2 separate regions of the Mus musculus genome follow, and region 2 is linked to region 1. A link is a loop called in an ENCODE intact Hi-C map of the cell type or tissue named here. Cell type or tissue: heart. All regions are shown on one strand.

Region 1 (2,500 bases):
AAAAGTCAGATCCTTCCAAACCTCTGCCTGTCAAGTCCAGAAGTCCCACAAGTAGCTGGGACATGCTGTGCCTGTGCAGGTTCCCTGTGTTGTCCCACAAACTATGAGAACATTTCACATCCTCCTTTTCCCTCCCTCCTAGTGAGATGTGCCCAGGACCTTGAGGGCTATTTTGCTGACCTACTATACAAGGCCATGAAGGGTATGGGGACAGATGAGGAGACATTAATTCGCATCATTGTGACCAGAGCAGAGGTAAGAAACACTTGACTCTAAAAAAGGGGACTCCAACATCTTTTCCTCCCACTGATGTCATTGGTTACTGTTGTTGTCGTTGGACTATTTCTCAAAACCCCGTAAGACAAAGACAGCCCTTCCCTTCCCAGAATATGCAGACCACATTGGACTCTACTTCAGCCTTCTCCTTGTCTTTTATTAAGATACAATACTGAGAGCTGCTTCTATTCTTGTCATCGGTGGCTCCAGAGAGCTGGTGGCGCAGTAAAGAGGAACTGCTGGAGCTGTTCCGAGGTAGCACAGCTACACCCAGCTCTATTTTAAGGAAAACAATCCAGAGCCTTGGAAAGGGGTCACCCCGCAGCAAGCAGAGATAGGACACAAGTGACTTCCTCACTCTCTTTATCTAACGGAGCACACCTTACAAGGATGAGTTTTTTTCAGAATAACAAAACAAACAAACAAACAAAAAAAAATCAACCCCACCCCCCAACTAAAATTTCAACAAAACAGTTTCTTGGCTTCTTTTTTTCCAATCCAGACCCTCTCAAAGAGCTATTTTAGACACTTATTTTTTTTCAAATTACTATCTTTCCTCACCCAAACTTAACAGCACAGAGAATACTGAATATCTGCTTATGAGCTCCAATGCAAATACTAGTACTTCATATATAAAAAGACTGGGGCTTCTTTTGCTCCCTAAGGAGCAGTCTGCACCCCCTCTCAGAGAAGAATGTGAGTCTTGGAAAGAGAAGGGCCGGAGTAGGCAGAAACTTGGAAGCAGCCAGCAAGCAAGTGTCACAGAGAGCGCCTGGGGCTGTCAGGCCTTGGTGAGCAGAAGTGAGGTGAAGGGGAAGTGGCAGGCTTGTCCCCGCTGCTGTGGCAGAAGCCTTGGCGAAATGAAAGGAGTCAAGCAGCTGAAAACCACAGACATCTTTTTTAAAAAGTGTTCAGTGGAGAGGGAGCGGTACCAACCCAAATTCTGACCCATGCCTTTCGACAAGCGCTTAACAGCTGACGTTGTTCTTAAATATAGCTTCACAGCAGCAAGGCAGTTCTTTCGTTTTTTTATTTCTGTGCCTGGAATTTCTCCCCCTCCTCCATGCCCCCCTTATTCATGTGAGCAGCTTCTTTGCTATTCTGCTAGAGTTTGCTTTCTCTCCTCAGTTCTGAGTCTCTCTCCCTCCCTTCAGGTGCTCTGCCTTCTTTGTCTCTCCAGCTCTCAGCCACTCAGCCCCTGCTGAAGTTCCAGGGAACTCTTGAGAGCAGCAGAGTTCTATAGACCCTGTGAGAGATTGGGTCCCATCAGATGGGTTGTCAGCATTCCATGTTCAATTCCATCTCCAAACGGACCACATGTGAGTGTGGGTCATCTCCATATGTGGTCAGTCTCTCTGAACCGCTTTGGGCCCAGCACATATATGTTTAGGGGATCCTCTAATCTTCCACTTGGACTAGAAAAAAATGCCAGCTGCTCCATCCTGCCCCTCCCCCAGGGCTGGGCATCCAGCCAGCCAGAGGACGCCCAGCAGGGCAGCATCTGTCCTCCAGTAGTCTCTTGATGGAGAGCAGTATCCACAGCAAACAACTCCTTACTCCCTGACCCTCTCCTACCTTTCGCTCTTCTCTTTCTCAGTACAACCACACACAGGAGAAGGGGAGCCTGATGCTTCTCTATGGTTTCTAGGCCTGCTGTGCAAGGCAGAGCTCAAACCAAAACCAAAATCAAAACCAAACAGAAAACTAAACTTTGTTTCTCTATAAGACTTGTTTTGTCCAGTCTGGAAGGTTTTTTTTTGTTTTGTTTTGTTTTTGTTTTTTTTTTTTTTGTTTTTTTTTTTCTGGTGTAGCTCTCCTCTTTGCAGCTGAAAGAGGCTGAAGCAGGACAATGTTTTGTCTGTTTTCCTCCCCATGTCCCTTCTGCCCCGAGTTCTTAAGCTTTCTATGAATTAGACTCAGAAGAAGTCCTACAAATGGTGATCAGTTTGAAATGTGATAACTGGAACCATTATTCCTCCTGATGTGGTACAAGGAAGAAATCATTTCTTTTTAATATATATATAATTTAATGTGTGTGGGTGTTTTGCCTGTATATCAATCCATGCAACATGTATGCTTGATGCCCAGGAAGAGGGCATTGGATTCCTTGGGTGTCTATCTGGAACTGCAGATACAGTTATGAGCTGCCATGTGGGTGCTGAAAATCAAACTGGGTCTTCTGGAAGAGCAGTCAGTGTTCTTAATGGCTGAGCCAGCTCCCTGG
Region 2 (2,500 bases), 160 kb after region 1:
GTCTTCTTCAGAACTGCTCTGCCTAGGTAAAATGATCTCATACACATATAGGTCTGTCTCCACCCACTGCTTTCTGATTGTCAAAGGAAAGGACACTGTCACCTCCAGCTCTGTGCCTGGCAGAGGCAGCATTTTAGTCAAAGAGGTGAATAGATTTTAGTCAAAGAGGTGAATGTGTATTTGAGGAGGCAGCCCCCCACCCCCCACCCCACCCCCGCCTGCTGAAGTACGCGTTCAGGGTTCGGAGGGACAGGATTGGAGGAGAAGATTGTCCTAAATTCTGGATGACAAGGATAAGTTAGCAACTGCAAGATATGGACGTAGTACTCAGTCTCCCCCTGTTTCACTTTCCTCATTTGGAAAATAGAGGCCATCTCATAGCCCTGTGTGAGATTTAGCATAGGCGTGAGTTTGCATAAGCGAGTCTACAGACAGCAGCTGGAACAGGGCCTAGAATGTGGTAAGCATTAATATAGATGCATTAGGTGTTATGATCAAGGGCTTGGCTGCACACACACACACACACACACACACACACACACACACACTGTAAATCCTTTCCATGTGATACTTAACTTATCTAGTAATTAATTGTAATTAAGATAAATGACTGGAATTTACTGGACACTGTGCTGAGTGTTGTCTGCATGTTATCTCATCTCTTCTACCCAGTCACATAGCAGGATACTCTATCCCTTGTTTTGGAAATGAGAAAGATCATCTTCAGTATCCACAGGGGATAGATTCAAAGACACCCTGAGGATGCCCTGGATGAAAGTATCATGCATACAGTAGCTAGTGACTGTACAATAGCCTACTCACATCCTCCTTTGCACTGCTGACCATATCTAGCCCAGTTTTAAAACCTTGTAGGGTGCTATGTACACAGGACACGAGGATAAGAAAAAGAGCTTTACACAGTCAGTTCAGATGCATTTTTTTTCTGAGTATTTTCCATCTGTGACTTAGTGAATTCAAGGATGTAGAAACCAAAAACATGGCGGCAGGCAGAGTGTAATTGTATTGAGGCCTCTACACAGAAGGCCTGGCATCATCAGACTCCAGGCTGCTCACTTTTAACTCCTGGTCCTTTCTACACTCTGTTCTTTCCTGAACCCACTAGGGGGCTCTAAGCTGTATTGTTCTGAGAGCAGTAAAGAAGAGCGTCTAACATAAATCCCCAGCTCTTAAGGGGCTTGGTGGCTCAGGCCTGTAATCTCAGCACACTTGGGAAGTGCAGTCAGGGGAATGGGAAGTTTAAGGACATTCTCAACTACCTAACAACCTTGAAGCCAGCCTAGGCTGTAAGATCCTGGGGGGGAATGGGAGGGAAGAGAGGGAAGGGAGGGAGGGAGGAGAAAATGAGAACACTCTACTTCAGTCAGGACTGTATTTTTATATTTGTCAGAAAGAGAAGTATGTTAATCCATGAAAATATTCAAGCGTCTTTCATAGTCAGTGCTTCCTCTTTTCCTGAGTCCTGCCACCATTGCCCCAGCATAGAACCTTGTTTGCCTTAGAAATCTTCATATCGAATTCTTTCAAGCCAATTTTTATTGGCAGACATAATTTATATAATGAAGGATGAAGGACAAAATTAAGAGCCCTGGTTTGTAGGAAAAATAAGATATAATTATAGAGCTGTGGGCAAAGCAGTGTTTTGGAAAATGGGAGCTGGGATAGGCACAAACGGAGTCTAGCCAAATGCTCGACTGGGGCTGCAGGAGTGACGTGTGTTTCCTTTTATATGTTTATATTCAAAAGGAAGAAGGCATGCAAGCAGTTAACCATTTATCAGGAGTAAGGGCTTGGCTTGAGGTCTGGGCAAGGGTTTTGGAAAAGTTCAGGTTTGAAAATCTGACAGAGCAAACTCTGCCAAGCAAGCGTGCCTTTAATGGGAGTTAATGTAATAATTGGCCTGGGAGTTTTAACCAAAAAAGTAGAGGCTTTGAAGTGCTGGAAACAAAAAGAAAATCCCATGGCAGTTTTATTAGCTCATATGATCAACAGCAGATGATAAACGACAGATAGGTCGAGGGCTTTCTGCAGTCATACCAAGTCCTGAACATTGCAAACAATTGAAAGTTCAGCCCAACAGCCTGGGGTATAAGAGAGCTGTAAAAGCTGTCAGGTCACAGGCACTTCTGAAGAAACAGGAGGCCTGAGTCCACTGCAGGATCAGCATTAGTATTCTAAGCACAGGCTTTGGGAGCTGGAGAAACTGAGACCCAGGCTCCTCGGGATGCCATTTGGATCTGCTCTTTGCCCATGTGACATCCCTCCCCTGTGACATCCCTCCCATGACACGTCTAGTCTTCTCACAACCCTGTCAAGTCCCTCTGTGGCCCATCTTCCCACTAGTACCTGTCCTGCCTGCCAAGGGACTCAGATGATTGCCAAGACTAACCCACATTGGGAATCGCAGTGAGCCTGGTACCAAGAAAACCCTGGCTGGCTCCCATGTGCTTGGGCTCTGCTCTGCTTCCTACAGTTTCTCCCC

What was found. A loop is a pair of places that touch in the nucleus more often than their neighbours do. Peaks named below come from ENCODE experiments on the same cell type or tissue, not always from the same donor. Only the 100,000 strongest peaks of a DNase experiment are listed, where the experiment ranks them.
Region 2: a loop joins it to region 1, with 2.1 times the contacts of the local background. A loop is called at or near these places in 6 of 42 quality-filtered maps.

Annotation. Positions count from the first base shown.
Region 1 is chr15:58,342,680-58,345,179 of GRCm38, reverse strand. It overlaps Anxa13 (annexin A13), which reads left to right. Exons shown (of 8, transcript NM_027211.2): 7 at 145-255. Among named protein-coding and RNA genes, the nearest start is that of Klhl38, 20 kb to the right of the region's middle. In heart, no CTCF peak of the experiment used is centred here; DNase peaks (open chromatin) are centred at 499, 1,099 and 1,739; H3K4me3 peaks cover 211 bases; H3K27ac peaks cover 2,500 bases.
Region 2 is chr15:58,186,830-58,189,329 of GRCm38, reverse strand. All of the region lies in intron 6 of Fbxo32 (F-box protein 32), which reads left to right. Among named protein-coding and RNA genes, the nearest start is that of Gm36112, 22 kb to the right of the region's middle. In heart, a CTCF peak has its summit at 1,123 (motif pointing right); a DNase peak (open chromatin) is centred at 2,339; H3K27ac peaks cover 1,620 bases.